5 separate regions of the Homo sapiens genome follow, and all the other regions are linked to region 4. A link is a loop called in an ENCODE intact Hi-C map of the cell type or tissue named here. Cell type or tissue: adrenal gland. All regions are shown on one strand.

Region 1 (5,000 bases), 160 kb before region 4:
AGGAATGGGTAGAGCTGAGTGGGAAGGAGAAGCCAAGCCCCAACAAAGCTCCATAGTCCACCATTGGTGGCTAGCTATGTGCTGAGACTTGTTATAGCAGTAGAAATGGAGGCCTGTGTGTATGCCTGGACTCCAGTGAACTGGGGAGATAGACGTGGCTTGTGTATGGCTGGTGTCACCTCAGATTTTACCTTTTGAGACCAAGGTGCCTGGTTTCTGTCCCCAGTAGTTTTATTGTCTTGGTCTGTACCATCCACGTCCTTCCCATCCCCTCTTTTTGTCCTCTCTCCTCTCACCTTAAAGGTTTTTCATTTTCAGTTTATTGATTTAGTTCTACCCTGTGGTGGGATTCATAATGGGAAAAGGGAGTTTGAAGTAGCTACAGCCTAAGGGTGATTGGAAGGAGTTGGGGTGGACACCTGAGTTCCTTCCCTTCATTTTAGAGAGAACCGTAGTCCGCGGAATTCTTGATGGCTGGTGGGCTAGATGTAGGGTTGAAGAGGCAGCTCCCAGCTCCAGGCTGGAGAATTATTGCCTAGTCCAAGGGGTAGAAAGTGCTGAGGCAGGGTTGGGAGTGAGCCGTGGTTTGGGTTTTTTGGCCCTCATCTCTTTTTCTCAGAGGCTGAAGGAAGGAAAAAGGCTGACTGCCCACCCTTCTGTTTGTTTGTCTTGTCTAATTTAACTTACGTTATTTATCAAAAAGACAGGTTATTTGGAAAACCAGATGGACCTAGGCAAAAATCATCTGGGTTTTCCAAACGTGAAAAATTAGGTTCTGGGGGCCCAGCAGGAAAGGCGTGTGTGTGTGTGTGTGTGTGTGTGTGTGTGTGTGTGTGTGTGTGTGTGTGTGTGTGTGTTTGAGGGGAGGGTGAGGTTGAGTGAATGTCTCTGTAGTTAGACCCAGAAATTGTTCCATGACTTCCAAGCATACTCCCTCCTTCATTTTCCTTCAAGTTCTTTATGATTAGAATCTAAATGAGAAAATTAAAATCTTCATGTTGGTTGCTGGATGTCTTAATTGACCAAGGATTAGAACCCATCAGGGCTATAGAAGAACAGCAGCTGACAGTTTTCTCTATCTTTCCAGCCCTCAGTCCCTTACACAGAGTGGGCAGGTTAGTGAGAGGTGCAGGGTACTGAGAGTTTTCTGAAACAGAAACCTGTGCTTCTTGTCCCTTCAATGTTATTGTTCCAAAGAGTTGCAGCAAATATGGAGGTTAGACATTAGGGAAGAACTTATCATCAACTTTCTGATGATCAAATGGCTAAAAGAACACTGAGGATCCAGGGCTGTCTCTCCATTGACTATCCAGGGAAGGAGCTAGCCCAGTTTTCTTTTGGGCAATGGTGGCTTGCTCTGTAGCTACAACCAGGAATTTGTAAAACTTGTGGTTTTGGGCCAGGCATGGTGGCACATGCCTGTAATCCCAGCACTTTGGGAGGTTGAGGTGGGGGGTTTGCTTGAACTCAGGGGTTTGAGACCAGCCTGGGCAAAATGGCGAAACCCCATCTCTACAAAAAATACAAAAATTAGCTGTGCATGGTGGCATGCACCTGTGGTTCCAACTACTTGGGAGGCTGAGGTAGGAAATCACTTGAGCCTGGAGGTTGTGGCTGCAATGAGCCAAAACTGCAGCATTGCATTCCAGTCTGGGTGACAGAGTGAGACTGCCTCAAAAGAAAAAAAAAAAAAAAAAAAAAGCTTGTGGTTTTGTTACCTTGAGCAGCAACATTTTTAGGAAGGAATTAAAGCAGGAGGCTATTGAGGCATAGCTCTTGGCTGCCATAGAGGAAATGTTCTGGCTGAAAGCAGAAAGCAAGCCATCCAGTTCATACACATATGCACACACACAGAAGACAGCCAAGACCCTTTCTGGCCTGAGAAATCTTTGGCGGCAGCAATAGCACTTGTCCCATTGTGAGTGGCATTTTTTTCAAAGTGTCATTGGACTGTGAAAGCTACTTAATAACTTGATCTCATCTGAATAATCTGAGTTAATACTAGCTTCACAGTTGTGAGGATTAAATAAAAAAAAATTGTAAAGTGTCTGCCTCAAGGCCTGGCACAGAGTAAATCTCAACAAATGCTCGTTGAATGAATGAATCCATGAATCTGAGCATTAAGGCCCCCCTCACCGTTTCCAAGGATCAGTGCATAACAGCCCCGGTAACTGAGACTTGTAGACTGTCCCAACTGAGCCTGCAGCCTGAGGCATGATCTAAACCTGCTGTTCCTTTGACAAATATTTGATGAGTTATGGTGTGGAGGGTGGACCCTTCCATGAAGGCCTTGTTGGCCTAGCTGTTGGAAGCACTATGCAGACAGTCTTCCAGGGTGGGAATTGCCTCAGAGAGCACCTTGCCCAAGGTCAAGGATAGCCCACATTCAATGGCAACAGGTGTGTAACGGCCTGGCCTTCTTAGCTTATTTTGGGTCAACTCTGAAGGGCCATTCTAGCTTCAGAGCTCCCTGTGGGGTTGGCTGAGGCTGTCACTGGCTTGTCTTGTAGATCAGCCTCTTCCTCTGGCCACTCCTGCTCATTCTCATTCTTCCACAGCTGTTGATCCCAAAGGAGGTTCTTAATAAACATCCAGCACATTAAACAGTCTCAGAGTTGGCTTCCTGGGAAATCCAAGCTATGAATGCACTAGTCCTGGTGGCCAAGCCTTTAGAACAACAAAGAACGGAGACTCCTTTGCAATGGATTTCCAGCGTTGGAGGTGTGGATACTGTCTCTTTATGCCCACCAGAGGGCAGCAGCATCCTAGCCACCTGCCCTTCTGAGGCTCCAGGAGTGGGCTTGAAGCCTTTTCCCCGGCAACTTCACGCCCCACACCAGTATTGGGCAGGATCACCTCCCTTAGGGTGTTCACCCTCCTGACTAAAACAACAAAACTTTCTTAAACTGTCCAGGCCTTAGTTTTGTTAGTCTCAAGCTCCTGTACCACCATCACTGAAGGCCAATCAGTCTTCCTACTGTGCCCCTTCCCCTGCTCCTCGTCCGGCAAGCTCCGTGCCTGGGATCCCCCACCTCTCACACTTACCACCCACAATAGATTTGTTTTCTGTGTGACAAGGTAATTACAAGCTTGGGGCCAGTAGGCCCAGGGGCCAGTCTGAGGATGGTCACTTCATTCTGGCTCTCCCTGTTCTGCTAACGGTATTGATTTTCAGTTTTATTTATTATGATGATGTGTGTGTGTGATCTGGCCCTGGTGACATGACATATGGAGGCAAGAGGGCGAGAGCAAATTTCCTTTTGTCACAATTTGACTTCTTGAAACCGCACCCCCACCACCACCACCCAGCATTGTTTATTTACAGGTTTTAGCATCTTTGCTTACCTGTCTTCATTCTGTCCCCTCATCCCCAAAGATTTCTAAGAGATTCTTCTGGGAATTGGAGCCAGATGGATGTGACTACAAGAAGGAGGAAAGGGTCTGGGAAGAGGAGTGACAGCAGCAAGCATACTACCTTTTGTTAGCAGCCATTAACTCATCCAGCAAACATTTACTACATTCCCATCACCTGTCAGTTACTTCTAGGCTAAGCTCCCCAACTCCCTGCTGGGGGCCATCCTGGAGACAGGTTTTGCTATGCGCTTTTTTTTTTTTTTTTTTTTTTTGTCTGCATCTGTTTCTATGGGTGTGTGAGGAAAACCTGGCCAGAAAGCTTTGAGAGAGTGAGATTGAGTTTGGGTGCAACCAACTCAAAGAACGATGCTTGCCTGAATTTAAGGCTACTTAAGGCCTCCCGTAATGTAGTCTACTTCCTTACGAGGAAGAGGAAGGGCAAGCTTGAGGCAAAACATTACAAGTGGGAGGGGGCACTCTGAACTGCAATGATTGCCGTGGGAATCAGCTGAGGCTGAGGGCGATTTGTGGGGCCATGTTTCCCCAGCCTGTCTTCTCTGTGCGTGCCAGGAGAATGAATAAATCATTGTTCAGGGGCGGGATGCAGCTGCCGAGCTCCTCCCCTCGGCACATGCCCCAACTCCAGCTCCTCCATTGAGGGCTGCTGGAGCAGAGCGGTTTATACACCCAGCTCCCCAAATCCTATTGAGGCCTCCCCCTCCGCACGAGCCACCGGCTCCAAGCCCATTCAGGCTGGCCCTTTGTGCTGGGGGTTAAGTGGTTACATGTGGGGGGCACCCAGAAAGGAACTGTCAGGCCTTGAAAGGCTGTGCTGATACAGTGCCCTCCTACTGATGAATGGGGTGGGTGGAGGAGAGGTGGGCGGCCGGAGGGTGGGGTGGGGGAGAGGGCATGGGGATTATGGAGCCCACAGAGGCAGCTGCTAGGAAGGGGGTGGAACAGGCACCCCCTTCTCTCTTTCCTCCTTCACTTCAGCTTCTCCGTCTAGCTTACTCCCTCTGTTGTGGGCACTGGATGATCAAGAGCCTTGGGACCTTGGATTTGGCTTTTCTGATGTCCTGGTGACCGCTTGAGTGCACTGGAGAGAAAGAATTTATATTACCTTTCATTCTTCCAGCAGCTCCGAAAAGACCTGTTTCTCCCTTTTCCCTTGGAAGGGGTGGGTGAGAAGGGGAACAGTGTTGGGGACAGGGGGAGGATTCATTTCCTAGGTTCATCTGGTGCAGTGGATTTGCAGCTGTGCCCTGCCGAACTTTTAAAAGCTTCTCTGAAGTTCCCTCGGAGCCCTTAGGTGGAGGGTTTAGGGGAAGACAGATCTCAAACTGGATATATTGGAAAGATTTTGTTGAGGAAAAAGAAATTACTTCAAGGCTCTAAAAATGCTTTAAAACTTCTAATTGAATGTACCGCCTTGTCATTTTACAGCTGGGAAAACAGCCAAAATGGAAGATAGGGGAATGGGCATATTTTACCTAAGGTAAACACATAGTAATTTCTTGATAGACTAAAGAGGCACTTTACCTTTAAGAAGCAGTAGAGAAATGGATGAACAAAACAAGTAGGTCATCAGCTTCCTAGGCCTTCCTTTCCCAAGATGAACCAATTCTGGGGAATAATGTTCGTTC
Region 2 (5,000 bases), 150 kb before region 4:
TAGAAACGAACTGTTCCTACACCCTTCTCCCCAGGACTTCTCTGCCCATTGCTGGGGGTGGGGAGGGTCCATGCCACCTATGGAGCGCCTTCCAGTGCCGGCTCCACTTACAATACCCTTCCTCTTCATGCTCTTCAATTGTTCTAATCCCAGTGCTGTTTGGTCAGTAGAATCCCTTTGTCAGTTCAAATCCTAATTTTGGTTAGAAGCAGGTTATGGAGGAGAGAAGAGTGGTGTGGTATGCCCTCCCTCCAGGGCCTCAGAATGGAGCAAGCTAGGGACGGGGACCGCAAGATAGTGGCTGTGTTCCAGAGGCATTGGGAGGGAAGGGGGCAGGCTCAGAAGAAAAGCTTGTCACTGGGGAAGGCGGGGCTCCCTGGCTGGGGTAGGAAAGGGAACCAAACCCAGCTCTTCCAGAACCCAGCTCTTCCAGCCCTGGGGAGTCAAGAGTGGATTCCTGAGCATGGAAATTCACTGCAGTCTCTTCTCCCATTCACTCACTTAGCAAGTACCTGTATGCACAGACAGCCTGGTTCAGGGCTCTATGCTGGCTGACTCTGGGGAATATGATGGAGGATATATACAGGAGGTCCAAGCCAGATTACAAACTGCTATTACAAGATCATTACCACAAACCAAAAATGCCAGTTGAATAGACATTCACTGATCGTCGACCATGTATGCCAGGGACGGATGCAAAGTTGGATAAGACAGTGTATACCCAGCGCAGTGGGGACCCAGAGGAAGGCATAACTAACCGTGCTTGTTTATGTAATATTGATTGGGGCAGTATCAAGACGGCTTCAGAGACATGGGGACATGGAAACATGGGGATATTACAGCTAATTTTGAAGTACAAAAAGGAATTTGCTGGGTGGAGAAGGGAGGAGCTTTGAGGGGAGGGGAGAGGAAGGATATTGTAGGCCAAAGGAATACTGTAAGAAAAACAATGGTGTGTTTTGAGATCTCTGGGCAGTTTGCTATGATGGGAGGGGCAGAGTGGCAAGAGGCAGGTATGGAGGGGTGAGCAGGGGCCAGATCAAACAGGGTGTTGTAGGCCAGGTAGAGGTTTAGCAGGAATTCAGGGAGGGCATTAGGAGTGGTGACAAGTGAAATTTACATTTTTAACTGGAGGCAGAGAGATCAGTGAAAAGGCCGAGGCAATAATCCAGGTCAGAAATGGCCTGGAAGAGGAAGAATGGTCAGAATGTGGTTATTAATGAGATGGGAGAAGGAAGGATAGTGAGGACCCCAGGATGCTCTCAGCTTTCTGGATGGAGTACAGAGCCATCTTGCTGAGGATACTGAAGGAGAGCTTGTTTGGTTATGTAGAATTTTGGCGGGGGGCGGTGGTGGAGGGGGATGATGTCACTCTGTCACCCAGGCTGGAGTGCAGTGGCGCAATCTCGGCTCACTGAAACCTCTGCCTCCTGGGTTCAAGTGATTCCCCTGCCTCAGCCTCCCAAATAGCTGGGATTACAGGTGCCTGTCACCATGCCTGGCTAATTTTTGTATTTTTAGTAGAGATGGGGTTTCACCATGTTGGCCAGTCTAGTCTCGAACTCCTGACCTCAGGTGATCTGCCTGCCTCGGCCTCCCAAAGTGCTGGGATTACAGGTATGAGCCACCATGCCTGGACTGGTTATGTAGAATTTGAGGAGACTATGGTTGGTTGCAGGGTTGGATAGCAGTTGGATCTGGGCTGAAGACAGATCTGAGAGTCACCAGCATATGATGGTCTTTGAAGCTACAGCAGAGAATGAGGTCCTCTGGAGAGAAATGCACAAAATCAGAAGACAGCCTGGCTCTGAGGACGGAGGAAAAACCCTTTGCAGGAGACTGAGAATGAACAGGTAGACAGGGAGGACGAAAACCACGAAGGGAAGTGTTACCAGAGTCAAGAGAAAGGGCTTGACAGGGAGTGGCCAGGCTCTTGCTTGCAGCCTTGTCCCTGCAGCTAAGTTGCCCTGACTTCAGGCACCCCACCCTGTCCTACTGTGACTCGGTCTCCTGCTTTCCCTTTACAGGCTAGATGTTCGCCATCCAGCCAGGGCTAGCTGAGGGGGGCCAATTCCTGGGGGACCCACCTCCTGGATTATGTCAGCCCGAGCTCCAACCAGACAGCAACTCCAACTTCATGGCAAGTGCCAAGGATGCTAACGAGAATTGGCATGGGATGCCAGGCAGAGTGGAACCTATCCTGAGGAGGAGCTCCTCTGAGTCACCCTCTGACAACCAAGCCTTCCAGGCCCCTGGATCCCCTGAGGAAGGGGTGCGCAGCCCCCCAGAGGGGGCAGAGATTCCCGGGGCTGAGCCTGAGAAGATGGGTGGTGCTGGCACAGTCTGCTCCCCTCTGGAGGACAACGGCTATGCCAGCAGTTCCCTGAGCATTGACAGCCGTAGCAGCAGTCCTGAGCCTGCCTGTGGGACCCCGCGAGGCCCTGGCCCTCCCGATCCCCTTCTGCCCTCAGTGGCCCAGGCTGTGCAGCACTTACAAGTCCAGGAGCGCTACAAAGAGCAGGAGAAGGAAAAGCACCACGTGCACTTGGTGATGTACCGTCGCCTGGCACTGCTCCAGTGGATCCGGGGCCTGCAGCATCAGTTGATTGACCAGCAGGCCCGACTGCAGGAGAGCTTCGACACCATCCTAGACAACCGGAAGGAGCTTATTCGCTGTCTCCAGCAGAGGGCAGCACCATCCAGGCCCCAGGACCAGGCCTAAGGGTGTGCCTCCACAAGTGTGCAAGGGTATATGTATATATTTGCAGGCATGTGTGAGGCGCACTAGTAAGTACATAATTTGCTGGCATGATTGCAGGTAGGCATGAGTGTGTATGTGCTAACATGTAGGCTGGTGTGTGTAGGCATGTGTGAATAAGCATGTATAAATGAGCTTAAGTGTGCTGTGTGCACATGTGTACACACAGCTAATTTATCTGCAGACCTATATGTGAGCATGTAAGAGTGAACATATGTGTGTGTGTGTAGTATGTAAGAATGAGGAACTCGGTATGTGCATGTGTAGACAGGTACCCAGCAGTGTGTGTATATGCGCATGAGTGAGGATGTATAGGCAGAAGATGTGTGTGTCTATGAGTGAGTTTGAGTGTGCAGGCTTGTATTAGGTGTATGTGAGGAAGCCCTTGTGTGTGCAGGGGTGCACATGTTTGGCCACAGGCATGGGAGGTGTATGTTAGGAGCATGTGTGTTTGTAGGCAGACTCATGAGCAGGTGTGTGCAAATACATATCCAGCTGCACTGTGGGTGTCCACCCACACCTTGTGTTCCTCATGGCCTACCCCAGCCTTTCTTCTCCACTGGGTCCCACTGTTCCCTGGAGACAGAGGGCTAGCATGCTGTCATTTATCTGAAGGTTGTGGCTGACCCATTCTCCTGGGATTTCCCAGGCCACCTCTCCTTTCCCTTTCCCTCACTTAACCCAGACTTGCTCAGCTGAGGCTATTGTCCCTGATGTTGGCTTTACTTGTAGGAGGTTTAGTGGCTGCTCTGGCCTGCCATGGAATTTTGGCTGCAATTTTGGCAGTGTGTGGAGAACTGGTATCAGGAAAGGGAACCAGGAGTAGTGATGAAGATGATGGTGGGGATGGGGACAGAGGACATAGGGGACTGTCCCTCTTGAACTCTGCCTTTGGGCACATGGGAGATGGGGACAGGAAAGATGATAACAGTGGAACCCTGTGAAGAATAGGAGAATGGGAATTCTAAAATACCAGTTCCCAAACAAACCATCTCTCCATTGGAAAAGGAGCTGTTGCAAACCGTGTTCATTTAAGCTTCTGATGAAAAGCAATGTATGTTTATAAGCTTGCAAGTAACAGACAAGATGTTCCAAGGCCGATGAGGAAAATATCGCTTCCCTGTCTCTGCCTCTACCTTGCTGTGCCTCTCTGGCTTTAGCAGCATTGGATGTTGAATTGGTTTGGTTCATTTCTCTGAAGTCGGACTGTCAGGAGGAGCCAGAGGTTGGCTTTCTGGGATGTGAAGGGGACAGTGTCAGCCTAAGCCTCTGGAGATGCTTAGGATGCTGAATTTTAACCCCTTCTTTCACTGCATGGCCCTTCAAACAGGGATTGGCAGGCTCCGCGAGTTACAGAGTGGGTGAGTCTTGGAGAGAACCAACGACTAAGGTAGCTTAGCTCTCTGCTTTGTTCTTGGGAGCCAAGAGAATGCAAGATCCTGGTGGGTGAGCAGTGGTATGAAGAGGGGACACTGGTGGGTGAACAGTGGCATGGAAGTCACTGATGCAGCCTCTGGCCCTCAGTCTCCCTATCGGCAAAGTGGGGGGCTCTTCCTATCTCTAAAGAGTTTCATCCCTGACAGGTGGATGGGTGAAAGATCCAGAGAGTGGGGGTGAGGGGTGGGCCCTGAAGACTTTTTGTCTGTAGCTCTTGCATATTGAGTGTATAAACCCGGCTTCTGGACCAACCCAAGATGAATAAACTGGGGCAGAAAATTACATTTCTTGAGTATGTGTTTTTCTTCTACCTGTTGTCTGATGGCCTCTTTTTCATACCATCTGAGCTCCCCTTTTGAGTAGGGTCCTGGACTAGGAGCTAGGGAGGTGGTTTTGGGGAAAGACACTGAAGAATTTAGACTGCTGTGCCTGGCGATCCAATGGGGTGGAGAAGTCTCTCAGGGGCCATCCAGTGTGACAGGGGAGACTTGACTTCTACCCTGAGAGCCCCATATGGGATTGTCCTTGTCCTGTGTCACCTTTGGGCCTAAATGAATTGCGAGGGACACATACCATACACACTCGTACATACTCAACTGTACCCTGGGCAGGGCACGGTGGCTCACACCTGTAATCCTAGCACTTTGGGAGGCTGAGATGGGTGGATCACCTGAGGTCAGGAGTTCAAGACCAGCCTGGCCAACATGGTGCCTGTCTCTACTAAAAATACAAAAATTAGCCAGACGTGGGGACGGGTGCCTGTAATCCCAGCTACTCAGTAGGCTGAGGCAGGAGAGTCGCTTGA
Region 3 (5,000 bases), 370 kb after region 4:
CTGTATTTACAATGTATTTATAATTAGTGGACTTAAGAGAACATATTTTGTTTGTAAGAGATAGACACATTTTGGGGCTACTATTTGTATGTACTTTCCAAATAACATTTGTGAGCATAGGTAATCTTTATCCCCCCATAAATGAATAAGAAGTCCAACTGGATATAGTTATCCCTATGGACAGGATAACTTGCTGTTTAAAGGTCTGGATATGGACTATGCAGGTGTAAATCTTGGTTCTATCACTTCATAACTATGTGACTCTCGGTGACTTAATCCCTTATCTTAAAAAAAGGGGGTGAAATAAGAAAAATAAATAATTACGGGGTTGTGAAAATTAAATGAGTTAATGCACGTAAAGCCCACACACGTAAAATCCATTTTAGAAAATCTAGAAATTGCAGAAAAATAGGAAACCAGAAATCATCCAACCTTAGTAACTTAATGGACAGTGGCTAATCCCAATGGTGCTTTTGTACAAATTAGAAAAACTGGCCCTTCCTCAAGATACTTGACTGCTATCAGCCAGAAAGCTGTCTTAGTGGGGGGGGGGGGGGGCACTATTTATTAATTATACTGGGATATCAAACATAAACTAAGATTGTCTTAAGCAAAAGAAGACCTTGCCTCTGGATGACAATGTAGACAATGTAGGATGTTTTTGATTTAATGCTATTAGTAATCATGTGGAGATGAACAAATTTATACATAAAATTTTTCTGTATTTAGAATTTAGGCTAGATTCCAGCACCTGGCAGGCACACAGAGGGTATTTGTTAAATAAATGAATGAATGAAAGCGGGGAGGATGCAGAGAGGGAGGGAGAGGGGGAGGGAAAAGGAGAGAGAGAGGGAGAAAATGAATTTGCCAAATTATTTTTCAAAAGAATTATGTCAGTAGTGGCTGTTTAAATTTGTGTTAACTTAGATGAAAAATAGTCTCTCATTTTTATTTCTAGTTCTGTAATTATCATCAGAGGATGAATATTTTCCATGTGTTAGTTCATTTATTTTGGCTATTAATTGGGATCTTGATTATTTTTCTTATAAAATTGTACACATCCTTTACATAGGAAAGATATTAACCACTTATTATAATTTTTTCTTGCAATTATTTTTTCAATTTAACTTTTAATTTTTATTATCGTCTTGGTTTTTAACCTGGTGGTTTCTAATCTTCATGCAGGGAAATTTACTAATATTTTGTTTTGTGATTTATTCTATCAGAGTAAATCTTAAAAATTGCCCTTCCTGACAAAGATCTGATATTCACTTCTATTTTCTTCTCATTCTTTCTGGGTTTGTTTAAAAAATACACATATTTCTTTTATCCATCTAGAATCAGTTTGATTATATATATATACATATATACATATATATACACATATATATACATATATACATATATACATATATACATATATATACATATATACATATATATACATATATACATATATATACATATATATACATATATAGCAAATTAAATACTCTAATACCATTTGTTGAATATTTCTTTCCTTTCTCATTAATTTCTGAAGTACACTTATGGTAAAAATTTATACCTACCTCTGAGCTATCTTCCTCCATTTGATGAGTCTTTAAACTCCATTTTTTTTTTTTTTACCTTTAAAATCAGTTCAAGTGGTAAACTTAGGGGCAGCTGAAAATAAATGCCTTCAAGACTAAAGTAACTGTGTGGAAAAAACCTGGAAAGATATTTAGTTCAGTGTGGGGGTGACAGGTGATGAATATGGGGTCGCTCATCATGACTAAGGAAGACCTCTCCCCATCCCCCAACACAATAAAGAAATAAATTAGATGGAGAAATAATTAAATAAATAAAGGTACTACAAACAGAGCACGTTTTCCCTAAATAAAGGAAGGCAGTAACAGAGGAAGACACTGCAGTTAATCCAATGTTTCTCTCATTAAGAGAGGCAATCTAGATACTGATTAGATCTACTGGAAAATTTACCCAGGTATTGAAATCAACCCTTCCAAAAGGTTCTTTGCTTGGAGGCTCAATAACAATAGAGTAATGGAGTGTATGCCGCTATTTGCTTTCCAAGGAGATGGAGGAAGTGGCACAGCCACTGAGACACCTAGTGGTGAGGGTTTTACTGCACGGTTAGAGTTTGCCAGTTGGGCTCATCTAAGAGCCACTTCCTTGGGGGAGGCAGTGTGCATTTGAGGAGCTTAGATGTCCTTCTTTTAGCTCTCCTTTTCTGCCCCCAGCAAAATAATTTGAGCTCTCTATTGTGTGCATGAAGCCTCAGAGACAAGCGCTGATAGATCTGAAAACTGAATAGCCTCTTCAAAGTTGGAAAAGAGAACTACGAAGCTAAATTAACACCTGCTGACCAACATGGTTTCTCAAGCCCTGGGGGACAGCTGAAGATGTAAATTTAGTCAATTGAATTAATATTCATTAGAGAGCGGCAGCGTGTTTCATCAAGCATATTATTTCCATCCCCTACCCTTCTAGGCCTTATAAATACTCAAACAAGAGGATAATTATAATTTTCATTTTATTGTAATTATAGTGTTTGAACTGTAAGTTCACCCACATTCAGAGTATTACAAGGTAAAGATTGTTCTACATATTATTCAGGCATGATAATTGACCACAGATGTGAACTACAGAGTTGTGTTTAATATCTGAAATTTGTCATTTATGTTGAGGACATTCTTCAATGGTTCAGAAAAGGAAAGATTAATGGGCTCATTCACTTATTCATTTGTTCAAATATAGAGTATCACAGCACTAGGCCCTGAGGATTTGGTGCTTAAAAGAGAATCTCAGTCATTGTCCTCATGATCTTACAGGCTAAAGTGTACAATTTTGCAAGTCTCTATAATAAAGTGGGATGAATACTATAGGAGTGAAAGTACAGGATGCTAATGAAATGCAGCAACTTGGTCCTTGGGGTCACAGAAGGCCTCCAGAGAAGGGCAAGTGTAAGTCAAGTCCTGAAAGATGGATAAGAGCTAACCATAAAGGAGGGAGACGGTGACCAGGAAGATACTATTTCAGGTGAGAACGTGAGAAGTTAAAAGAACTAAAGGCAGTCAGTGTGACTACAGCAAAGAATTCAGGAGTCAGGGATGAGGCTGGGGAGGAATGCGATGGCCAGGGAATGGAGGGACATCATAGGAGTTAAGGAGGTTGTTTTTTCTCCTAAGGGCAATAGGAAGACAATAAGGAATTTAAAAGAGGGGAACTGAAGCATCAGATTTGCCTTTAAAAATGATAATTTGCTTGCTGCCTGGAAAATAGGAAGGAGGAAGGCAATTGGGATGACCAGTCAGAAAGCTTTTGCAGAAGTCTAGGTGAGAAATCATGTTACATTGTTAGTTTCCAGTGTGTATCCTGGATGTAATAAAACAACGTTAGCTTGGCTGGGCATAGTGACCTGTGCCTGTAGACTCAGGAGGCTGAGGTGGGAGGATCACTTGAGCACAGAAGTTTGAGACCAGCCTGGGCAACATAATGAGACTCCACCTCTCAAGAAATAAAAAAGAGAGAGAAAGAATAATGTTACCTTGGATTACAGTAATGGTGGTTTTTTAATCTGAAAGATGAGCAAATAATACTATAAATCTCAGAGTTGTAATAAGAATTCAATATTAAGGCCGAGTACAGTGGCTCACGGCTATAATCCCAGCACTTTGGGAGGCCAAGGTGGGTGGATCACCTGATGTCAGGAGTTCGAGACCAGCCTGGCCAACATGATGAAACCCTGTCTCTACTAAAAATACAAAAATTAGGTGGGCCTGGTGGTAGGTACCTGTAGTCCCAGGTACTTGGGAGGCTGAGGCAGGAGAATTGCTTGAACCCAGGAGGCGGAGGTTGCAGTGAGCCAAGATCGCAATACTGCACTCCAGCCTGGGCGACAGAGCAAGACTCCATCTCAACAAAACAAAACAAAACAAAACAATACCAAAAACAAAAACACAATTCAATATTAAGTATTTACTACATTGTATGGCATAAACTAAATGATCAGTTGATTTTGGCTATTTTGATACTGGCTATTATTTGAAGTAGATATTACTCACAGTATTAAATAATTACTCTTTTGGTACACATACCAAACTTTTAACTTTTATTTAGAGACAGAATCTTGCTCTGTCACCCAGGATAGAGTTTAGTGGCACCATCACAACTCACTGCAACCTCCAACTCCTGGGTCCTGGCTTCAAGAGATCCCTCCACTTCAGTCTCCCAAGTAGCTAGGACTACAGGCACCTGCCACCACGCCCAGATAACTTCTTCTTATTACTTTTTTAGATATGGGGTCTTGCTATGTTGCCCAGGCTGGTCTCAAACTCCTGGCCTGAAGTGGTCCTCCTGTCTCAGCCTTTTGAATAGCTGGGATTACAGGCTCAAACCAGTGCACCTGGCTTTACTGAGCACTTAGAAAGTACTAAACACTTCACACGATCCTCACAATGTCCCCAAAAAGCAAGTGTGTCAGAAAAGTGAAAGATCTTGGGACAATACCCTGCTCAGATGGAAACAGCCTGTTCTTCACCATTATGCTTTTATTTATTCATTCACTCAACAAATGTTTATTTCTGTGCTAGTGTCTGTTTTAGGTGCCAGTGATACAGCCTTAAAGAAGTCAGAGTTTCAGTCCAACAGAGGAGACAGACAATGGACAAATGAAGAAATAGGCTGCATGCGGTGGCTCATGCCTGTAATTCCAGCACTTTGGGAGGCTGAGGCTGGCAGGTCACTTAAGGTCAGGAGTTTGAGATCAGCCTGGCCAACATGGTGAAATCCCATTTCCACTAAAAATACAAAAATTAGCTGGGTGTGTGAGCCAAGATCGTGCCACTGCACTCCAGCCTGGGTGACACAGTGAGAATCTGTCTCAAAAAAAAAAAAAAAAAAAAAAGAAAAAAAAGAAAAAAGAAAGAGAAAAAAGAAATAAACAAGAAAACACAAGTTGTGAAGACAGCTATAATGTATATTACATACAGGATGTTATA
Region 4 (5,000 bases):
TCTTTTTCTTCCTGCACTCTTCATGAGTGAGCTCATCCCCTCTCAAGTCTTTTTTTTTTTTTTTTTTATAACAGAGTCTCACTCTGTTGCTTGGGCTGGAGTGCAGTGGCACAATCTCGGCTCACTGCAACCTCCACCTCCCGGGTTCAAGCGATTCTCATGTCTCAGTTTCCTGAGTAACTGGGATTACAGGGGCCCACCACCACGCCCGGCTAACTTTTGTATTTTTACTAGAGACAGGGTTTCATCATGTCAGCCAGGCTGATCTCGAACTCCTGACTTCAAGTGAACACTCGCCTCAGCCTCCCAAAGTGCTGGGATTACAGGCATGAGTCACCACGCCCGGCCCAAGTCTTTAATGACTACCTGTCTACTGTTATCTCCCAACTGTGTTATCTCTGGCCTGAATCACTAGTGAGAGATCCAGACCCATAGACACAGCTGCCAGCTGCGTATTTTCTCCAGACATCTCATTGCAGCTGTCTGAAATTTTCCAAGTCCAACACTGAACTCAACATCTCCTCTATCCCCAGCACCAACCCCAACCTGCTTCTCCTTTGCTCTGTAGTTTCATAAATGACACCACCCTTTTTCAAGTTCAAAACTTGCTAGTCATCCCAGAAGAGCGTAGGTCCTTTCCTTAACCCCCACAAGCTAATCCTTATGGAGTGTTGCCATTTCTAACCCTTAAACATCCACCCACAGAAGGTATGTGGTGGAGAATTGAGGCAGGTATCCCAGAGGGCACATGGCACCCTGTCTCAGCACCTTAAACTACCTTACTCTTACTCATAGATCAGTGGCTCTCAAAGTGTGGTCCCTTGAGCCCAGGAGTTTGAGACCAGCCTGGGCAACACAGCCAAAGAGTGGTTCCTGGACCAGCATCACCAACAATATCTGGGAGCTTGCTAGAAGTCCCAATTCTTGGATCCCACTCATGACCTTCTGAGTCAATAACTCTGGGGGTGGAGCCCAGCAACCTGTGTTATTAATAAGTCCTTAAGGTGACTCAGAGGCACATTAAAGTTTAAGAACCACTATCTAGGCCATTGCAACAATTCTCTAACTGGTCTCCTGACTTTATTCATATCTCTTCTGATCAATTTCCAACTTCCACAAGAGTGACTGGACCATGTTACCTCCCTACTGAAAACTTTCCTAGGGCTCCCCATGACCCATCTTCGGGGGAAAAAAAGTTTAAACATTCTAATGAGCATTCCAGACTCTGCAGTTGTGACTAACTTACTTTTCCTCTTTCAGGAACTGCTTCACAAGATTAAAGGAGAAACAGAAAATGTATCTAGCGCTGTGCTTGGGGCATGGCAGGAACTCAATGAATGCTTATTAAATACTGTAAATGATAAACACATCAATGGATGGTGTTATGAATCCACTGGCCTATTAAGGGATCCTTTAGGAAGGCTCTATGTGAACATGATCCTGGGTATCTACACATAGAACCCAGGTATAATCTGAAGAGATCATCTGATAAGTGAGTGATTTTGATTATGGCTACTGGGGAGAGGGATGTTCTCCATGGTCTGCTGCTGCTTTGAGTCTCCCTAAAACATCAGAGTCCCATGATTTCAGACTCAGGACTACTTCTTTCAGTGCCAAGGGACTCCTCACTCTCTGAGGCATGGAGGTGGAGATTTCTGGTTGTCTGCTCCCTGGGACACATGCACACATGTGGAGGCCTGGGGTGCAGTGGGGTACACATGCAGACAGCCTTGGGAACATGGGGCACACAACTTGCACAGAGACATTCATGGGAAACACAAGTACACATAGGAACATGGGACATATATTGACATAGAGTTGCATGCTCAAACATACGTGGACTCCCATTTGGCACACTTGGCATACTGCTTTTCTCCAAGGCTCCTTCTCTTTTCAAAAAGTGAGCTTGCATTTGGATTTTATGTTAAGAAAAAACTCTGATCTGCCTCATTTATTGTTGACACAGCCACCCTCATCCTCCCAGCCTTTGATCACCTCCTGCTCCAGGCCAGGCTGAGTGTTTGCAGGGTGGGGAAATCTGGCACAAGGAGATGCCAAGGCGCCATCTCGTGGTTAGATCTCACAACTGCAGCTCAGATCTCCCTTTTCCCCACTCCGCTGAAATACCAAGAGCAAGCCAGAACTCTCTGACCATACCTCATTTAAGCACAGAACTCTGTCTGCCTTGTATTAGGAAGCTTTGCAGGGTTTGACTTCTCCACTATGGGAGGGAGAGCACCCTGACAGCAGGGACCATGGGTGGCTGTCACTTTATTTGGGACCTTTCTCTTCTCTTTTCACTTCCCCAGATGATCTCAGTCCCTCCCATGACTTTAGGGACCCTCTATACTGACAGCTCCCAAATCTGTCACTTGCCCAGACTTTTCTTGAGCTCCAGACCATAGAAAGCAACTACCCCTTGGATATACCATGAGCAGCACAAATTCGCCATTTACCAAGTTGAGTTGTGTATGGTATGCACAAATCTGTCTCTGTCCCAGTGTTCCCAGTGACAGTGAATGCCCCATTATCCACTCAGTCTCCCAGATCAGGAATCTGGGAGTCATCCTTGGTTCTACTCCCCTTCTCTTTACCCCTCTTCACTTCCAGTTAATCACCAAGTCCTATTAACTCCTACCTGTATCTTCTCCAGCCTCATTGCCACTGGCTTAGTTCAGACTTAGCATCTCCTCTCTGAGCTCCCTGGCTCAGCCATTCCTCTTGCAGTGCCTCATCTTCCCAAAATGCAAACGGGATCACATTCAATCTGCTAAAAAATCTGCAGTCTAGCCGGGGATGGTGGCTCATGCCTACAATCCCAGCACTTTGGGAGGCTGAGGCAAAAGGATTACTTGAGGCCATGAGTTTCGAGATCAGGCTGGGCAACAGAGTGAGACCCTGCTTCTAAAAAAAACAAAACTGCAATTTGATCTCTCAGCATGATTCCACGTTTAAGCTTCTGAGCACAGCACAGTAGGATCTGGTCCATGCCTGCTGGTTCAACCTCATCTTCCACCACTCCACACTTCACACTCTATACACCATGGAATGCGAAACTACTCGTAGTTCTCAAGCTTGCATGCCTTCAGACCTTGCTGTTCCTTTTCGTGTCTGCCTGGCAAGCCCCTCCTCACCCTGAAGTCTCAGAGCACATAGTTGCTGTAAGTTTTCCTGCAATCGTTTGGCCAGTCTGAGGGGCTCGCATGCTCCAGCCACACTGTGTTTGGACCTACATAGAAGCCACTGCTTACAGTTTTTTTGTTTTTGTTTTTGTTTTTTTGAGACAGGATCTCACCCTGTCTTCCAGGCTGGAATGCAGTGGTGTGATCATAGCTCACTATAACCTCAAACCCCTGGGCTCAAGAGAACCTCTCGCCTCAGTCTCGGGAGTAGCAGGGACTACAGGCACGAGGCACCATGCCCGGCTAATTGTTTTTCTTTTGTAGAGATGGAGTCTCACTGTGTTGCCCAGGCTGATCTTGAATTCCTGGGCTCAAGTGATCCTCCCACCTCAGACTCCCAAAGTATTGGGATTACAGGCGTTAGCCACCACACCTAGCCTCTATGTCTTTTCATATTTACCCCAGAGAATCCATGCTAAGAAGATGGCTTTCAGTACAACCAGTCAATAAATAAATATTCCTGTCTATGCATAGCCAACCACAGGTGGGCACATAGGCTATGCTCAGCACGTGCTTATAGGTTTGAGGGCCTAGGTGGAGGAGGTTGCGGAGGGTATGGGTCTGGGGCCTGTCTGGCTCCAACCTCACAGCTTTGGCTCAGGACTGGTGAAGTACCCATAGTGGGTACTTGGCTCATCTGCTGAAGCTTGCAGGCCCTCTGGCTTCTCATTTGGCATACAGGATCAACAGCTGGTAACCTGAAAGCTACATTTGGACTGCATGTTTTGTTGGATCAGTAGTTATTTAATTAAAGATAGTTACTGACATTCAAAAGTTGGGTTTCACATACAAATTAGGATTCCTGACTTCTTTAAAAATGGGAGGATATGGCAGGGCCACTTGGCAGCAACCCAGTGACATGGGGGCGGGGGTGCAGTGTTTCATCTGTACTTGAGAGCACCAGAGCCCCCACAAGGCCTGGCCACATCAACATGAGTTTGGCAATCTGCTGTACAAGTGAAAGATGTGGGCTGGGGAGTCGGATGGCCTGTGTGGAGTCCTGGCTCTGGCACTGACTAGCGGCAACACCTTGAGCCAATCACTTATCCATGCCAAAGTTGCTTTGTCTGTAAAATCAGAACCCTTCAGAGGATTCTTGGAAGGGCTGAATGAGGTCTCATGATGTGTTTAGCAGGGCATGTGTTCAGCACCTGGTAGCTGTGAACTGATGGAGCCTGGAAGGGAGAGAGCAGGTGCAGGGCAGACCACGCAGGAGGCTTCTCGTCACCAATGAACATTTATTGAGTGTCCACATGTGCACAGCTTTGAACTTGGCGATCACAGAACGCACTGGGGGAGGGAAGCAAGGGATCAAGAGTGTGTGTGTGTGTGTGTGTGTGTGTGTGTGTGTGTGTGTGTGTGTGTGTGGTCCCCCTGGGTTTATAAGAAAGGTAGTCCCTGCTGGAGCCGCCAGTCGCGTCTCTGCAGAGAGGAGTCATAGCAGGGGTGGGAGTTAAAGCCAGGCACCACGGTGGCAGTGGAGTGTAATCACTGGGGAAACATGCGGATTCTGGGGAAGTGTCCCTCCTGTTCCTGGCTCCAGCCAGGCCAGATGGCACCAGGGGGACAGGAATCAGATGCTCAGGTGTCCAAGCAGGGATAAGGACAGGCAAAATAAATAACCCCCCAACCCCCATCGTCACTCTGCTGCAACACGACACAAAGGTTTAAAGATCTGGGCCCAAAGACTCTGGGTCCCTTCAAGCAAGCTCAGGTGGAAGGAGGTTTCCCCACCCCCCACCAGGCCTGTCTGCCCCAGGTTGCCCTAGGATGGAGGCAGTTCAGACCCTGGGTCACTGAAGCTGATAGGAAGAACTG
Region 5 (5,000 bases), 210 kb before region 4:
CTCAAGGACAAATAGCTCACTCCTGAAGCTACCTGTACACACTTCCATATCACACATGCTTGTTTGCTTGCCTGTCTCTGACTGCAGTGGGAAGCTCTCTGAGAACAAGATTGTATTTTATTTGTCTTTATATTCTTTGTATCTAGTAGGGGCTTAAAATAGGTGCTCAAGTGGATGAATATTTTATAGGTACTTTAGATTTCCCCAGTGTCATGGGAAGGGAGCTTCTGCACACAGTCTAGCTGACGGTGTGTGCTTATATACCTTGGGAAAAGGCCCTGGCATTATTTGTTTTTGTTTTTGTTTAGTCCCTAGTATCTTAACCACTTATTCAACAATCATTTATTATTTGTTTATTCTTTTTTTGAGACAGAGTCTCACTCTGTCACCCAGGCTGGAGTGCAGTGGTGCAATCTTGGCTCACTGCAACCTCCGCCTCCCGGATTCAAGCAATTCTCTGCTTCAGCCTCACAAATAGCTGGGATTACAGGCACCTGCCACCATGCCCGGCTAATTTTTTGTATTTTTAGTAGAGACTGGGTTTCACCATCTTGGCCAGGCTGGTCTTGAACTCTTGACCTTATGATCCACCTGCCTTGGCCTCCCAAAGTGCTGGGATTATAGGTGTGAGCCACTGCGCCTGGCCTTAACAATTATTTATTAAGCACCCACTATATTTCAGGCCCTACACCTTTAAAAAAAAATTGAGTCACGGTCTCGCTCCGTTGGCCAGGCTGGAGTGCAGTGGTGCGATCATGGCTCATTACAGCCTCAGGCTCAAGTGATCTTCCCACTTCAGCCTCCTAAGTGGCTGGGACCACAGGTGCTCGTCACCACTCTCAGCTAATTTTTAAAAAAATTTTTAGTAAAGATGAGGTCTCACTATGTTGCTCAGGCTGGTCTTGAACTTCTGAGCTCAAGCCTCCTCCTGTCTCAGCCTCCCAAAGTGCTGGGATTACAGACATGAGCCATTGTGTCCAGCCCTGTGCTGTTTTCTTTTATTCTATTATTATTTCCTTTTTTTATTTTCTTTTTTTTTTTTTGAGACCGAGTCTCACTCTGTTACCCAGGCTGGAGTGCAGTGGCGCGATCTTGGCTTACTGCAGCCTCTGCATCCCAGGTTCAAGCGATTCTCCTGCCTCAGACTCCCTGAGTAACTGGGATTACAGGCACCTGCCACTACACCCGGCTAATTTTTGTATTTTTAGCAGAGACGGGGTTTCACCATGTTGGCCAGGCTGGTTTTGAACTCCCGGCCTCAAGTGATCCACCTGCCTCGGCCTTCCAAAGTGCTGGGATAACAAGCATGAACCACCGTGTCCAGTGTCTTATTATTTTTTGAGACAGAGTCTCACTCTGTTGCCCAGGCTGGAGTGCAGTGGTGCAATCTTGGCTCACTGCAACCTCTGACTCCTGGGTTCAAGTGATTCTTGTGTGTCAGCCTCCGGAGTAGCTGGGATTACAGGCATGTGCCACCGCACTGGGCTGATTTTTGCATTTTTAGTAGAGACAGAGTTTCACCATCCTCTCCTCTTCATTGTTACTACCATTGATCTAGTTCAGGTTCCCATAATCTCCCACTTAAAAAACTGGTCTAGCTCCTATTATTCTGGTCGAACTCCTGGCCTCAAGTGATCCACCTGCCTCAGCCTCCCCAAAGTGCTGGGATTACAGGCTGAGCCACTGCACCGAGGCCCTGTACCATTTTAAAAGTCAGAGGCTACTATGATAAGCAAGAAAAACAGCTCTGACCTTCAAGCAGGGTACTCTCTAAGAGAAGCTTCATAACTGTATGGAATGACAATATGATTTTTTTGTTGTTGTTGAGACAGAGTCTCGTTCTGTCTCCCAGGCTGGAGTGCGGTGGTGTGATCTCGGCTCACTGCAACCTCTGCCTCACGAGTTTAAGCGATTCTCCTGCCTCAGCCTCCCGAGTAGCAGGACTACAGGCACACACCACCACGCCTGGCTAATTTTTTTTTTTTTTGTATTTTTAGTAGAGACGGGGTTTCACCGTGTTGCCCAGGCTGGTTGTGAACTCCTGAGCTTAGGCAATCCACCAGCCTCGGCCTCCTAAAGTGCTGGGATTACAGGCGTGAGCCACCTCACCTGGCCGAAATTATTTTTAAAATAAGATACTGGGAGATGCAGTTATTTTACCCCACCAAAGGAAAAATTAAATAACTTGAATAATCTTAAAATGACCCCCACGTCTCAAATGGTTTTAGGATAGAGTGGCATAACCAAGGTCTGCCACACAGTGGCAGTGTTTCCCCAGGGACGAAGGTAATTTAGCGGCCCAGGACTTTGGAAAAGCAGGTAGTTTTAAACTTTACTCCAGAGGAATAGCAGTACTAAAAATGTAACATGGTAATCTTCCTCAATTTGCAGAAAAAGAAATAAAAGACATAATTCAGTCAATTATCTTCCTCCAAACTTTCTTAAGCCTTTGGTTTCTGCTTTTGTCTGCCAAGGAGCACAATATAAATAGAGCACTTTTAGAACTGGCTGAGCATGTTAAGTTCCATGGCTGATTTTTTCCCAGACTTGTAATGTCAGAATTGCTTTTTAAATATTTTTTTGTGATATAATAATATATCCTACTAGTTAAAATGTTTCCGCATTCAAATGACCAGATTAACAGCATCAGTACTGCAAAATGCTTCCTATGAAGTGCTATACTTTCGGGTGCCCTACTCATTAAACCTATTTGAGAATCATGATCTCATCCAGTGTTTTCTAGTTACAAAAAAGAACAAGTTTCTTTTCTTTTTTTGAAATGGAGTCTTGCTCTGTCACCCAGGCTGGAGTGCAGTGGTGCACGATCTCAGCTCACCACAATCTCCGCCTCCCAGGTTCAAGCAATTCTCCTGCCTCAGCCTCCCAAGTAGCTGGGACTACAGGTGCCCGCCACCACGCCCGGCTAATTTTTGTGTTTTTAGTAGAGTCAGGGTTTCACCATGTTGGCCAGGCTGGTCTCAAACTCCTGGCCTCAAGTGATCTGACTGCCTCAGCCTCCCAAAATTCTGGGATTACAGGCATGACCCACTGCACCCAACCTCCAAAAAAGAACACATTTCTGAGAAACTAAATTAGTTACCTAAGTTTATGAAGCCCTCTATGGGACAGGTTCAGACTAATCCCTGTAAAGTGAGCACTCCAGATGTTTCCTTTGTTGCCATTTATCAACTTGATAAACAAGGATTGTTGGATGACTACAACAATGAAGGGACAGAGAGGTCAAGGTGATTCACAGGTTTCTAAACTGGTGAGTGGATATGGTTCCACTCACCAAAATTGAGAATACAGGTTGCTAATTCTAAATACAGACTCACTTTATCTTGGCACAAGTTAATGTGTAAAATAAAAGTTTCCTGGGGATGGGAGGAGTATGAAGTTGTTGCTTAATGGGCATAGAGTTTCAGTTTTGCAAGATGAAAGGAGTTCTAGGCCAGGCCCGTTGGGTCACACCTGTAATCCCAGCGCTTTGGGAGGCCGAGGTGCATGGGTCACTTGAGGTCAGGAGTTCAAGACTAGCCTGGCCAACATGGTGAAACCCCGTCTCTCCTAAGAATACATACAAAAAAGTAGCCAGGCGTGGTGGCAGGTGCCTGTAATCCCAGCTACTTGGGAGGCTGAGGCAGGAGAATTGCTTGAACCCGGGAGGCAGAGGTTGCAGTGAGCCAAGATAGCACCATTGCATTCCAGCCTAGGCAACAAGAGCAAAACTCCATTTCAAAAAAAAAAAAGAAGAGAAAAAGAAAAGAATTCTGAAGATTGGTAGATTGGTTACATAACAATTTGAATGTACTTCTGAACTGCATACTTTAAAATGGTTAAGATGGTAAATTTCATGTTATATATGTTTTACCACAATAAAAATTGAATGAAAGGTTTTCCTTTCCTAGCTTACCCATGTCCACCCATTGTTCAAATTGGAGCTTTCTCTCTTAGCTTCTGTGATGAGTGAAAAGGTGCTCCCCAAAGATATTTTAAAATACTAATATAAGGAATATTATTTCACTCATTCATTTTCAGAGGGAGCTCAAGAAGTTGTCAAGTGAATGAATTAATTAGTTCAACAAATATTTATCAGTTTTCCTACCTTGAACCTGGGATGTTCTAAGTCCTTTGTTCTCAAAGTGTGGTCTCCAGATCAGCAACACTAGCATCACCAGGGAATTTGTTAGTAATATACATTCCTGTGGGGCACGGTGGTTCATGCCCGTAATCCCAGCACTTTGCGAGGCCGAGATGTGCAGGTTGCTTGAGTCCAGGAGTTTGAGACCAGCTTGGGCAACATGGTGACACCCCGTCTCTACAAAATAAAAAATTAGCTGGGCATGGTGGTGCACACCTGTAGTCCCAGCCACTTGGGAGGCTGAGGTGGAAGGGTTGCTTGAGCCTGGGAGGTTGAGGCTGCAGTGAGCTGTGATCATGCCACTGCACTCAGGGAGAAAAAGAAAAAAAGGAAAGAAAGAAGTATACATCTCTGGACCCCACTTCAGACATACTGAATCAGAAACTTTGGCACTAGGACCCAACAATAGCTGTTTTTACCAGCCTTTCAGATTATTCTGATGCATGCTCAAGTTTAAGAAAGACAATTCTAGGTTGCAATGATACAGAGGCCAAGAAAACAAAACGCCTGTTCTCTTGGAGCAACAACAGACAAATAGATATAAATAAAATTTCAGGCAAAGGAAAGTGTTATCAGGGAAACCAGCATAGGATAAGGAGGCAGAACACAGAGGATGCTCAGGCAGGGTCTTTCTGAGGGGTATGAGCTCTGAAGTCACATAGAGTCTGAAAATTGGCTCCACCAGTTTCTAGCCTTTTAAAAGTCTGGTTTCCTCATCTTCTAAGAAAGAGATAATAATATTACAAGTTTACTCTGAAGATTAAATAAGATAACACTTATAAAATCCTTGCAACTGTTTCTGCCACTGAGTAAGGCTTCAATAAACGTTAGCCCTCCATATATGATGGGGAGTGCCATA

What was found. A loop is a pair of places that touch in the nucleus more often than their neighbours do. Peaks named below come from ENCODE experiments on the same cell type or tissue, not always from the same donor. Only the 100,000 strongest peaks of a DNase experiment are listed, where the experiment ranks them.
Region 1: a loop joins it to region 4, with 7 times the contacts of the local background. A loop is called at or near these places in 107 of 110 quality-filtered maps.
Region 2: a loop joins it to region 4, with 4 times the contacts of the local background. A loop is called at or near these places in 107 of 110 quality-filtered maps.
Region 3: it touches region 4 in a loop (2.7-fold over the local background); 55 of 110 quality-filtered maps call a loop at or near these places.
Region 5: it touches region 4 in a loop (5-fold over the local background); 86 of 110 quality-filtered maps call a loop at or near these places.

The regions. Positions count from the first base shown.
Region 1 is chr1:35,724,779-35,729,778 of GRCh38, reverse strand. It overlaps a transcript of CLSPN not described here. Among named protein-coding and RNA genes, the nearest start is that of C1orf216, 8.4 kb to the right of the region's middle. RefSeq lists a silencer at 3,838-4,021. In adrenal gland, a CTCF peak has its summit at 2,733 (motif pointing right); a DNase peak (open chromatin) is centred at 2,738.
Region 2 is chr1:35,713,354-35,718,353 of GRCh38, reverse strand. C1orf216 (chromosome 1 open reading frame 216) reads left to right here. Exons shown (of 2, transcript NM_152374.2): 2 at 2,028-4,477. The coding sequence starts at 2,033. The coding sequence ends at 2,722. Among named protein-coding and RNA genes, the nearest start is that of C1orf216, 3.0 kb to the left of the region's middle. RefSeq lists an enhancer at 2,552-2,846. In adrenal gland, a CTCF peak has its summit at 2,704 (motif pointing right); DNase peaks (open chromatin) are centred at 333 and 2,603; H3K4me3 peaks cover 702 bases; H3K27ac peaks cover 823 bases.
Region 3 is chr1:35,199,393-35,204,392 of GRCh38, reverse strand. No RefSeq gene overlaps it. Among named protein-coding and RNA genes, the nearest start is that of SFPQ, 8.7 kb to the right of the region's middle. RefSeq lists an enhancer at 2,167-2,346. In adrenal gland, CTCF peaks have their summits at 1,893 and 2,098 (motif pointing left); a DNase peak (open chromatin) is centred at 2,164.
Region 4 is chr1:35,566,180-35,571,179 of GRCh38, reverse strand. It overlaps NCDN (neurochondrin), which reads right to left. Exons shown (of 7, transcript NM_014284.3): 7 at 4,401-5,000. It overlaps TFAP2E-AS1 (TFAP2E antisense RNA 1), which reads left to right. Exons shown (of 3, transcript NR_183387.1): 3 at 1,261-1,369. Among named protein-coding and RNA genes, the nearest start is that of TFAP2E, 4.6 kb to the left of the region's middle. RefSeq lists a silencer at 862-963. In adrenal gland, CTCF peaks have their summits at 1,871 and 2,071 (motif pointing left); a DNase peak (open chromatin) is centred at 2,089; H3K27ac peaks cover 422 bases.
Region 5 is chr1:35,772,116-35,777,115 of GRCh38, reverse strand. CLSPN-DT (CLSPN divergent transcript) reads right to left here. Exons shown (of 3, transcript NR_199050.1): 2 at 4,106-4,318. Among named protein-coding and RNA genes, the nearest start is that of CLSPN-DT, 4.5 kb to the right of the region's middle. In adrenal gland, a CTCF peak has its summit at 2,244; no DNase peak of the experiment used is centred here.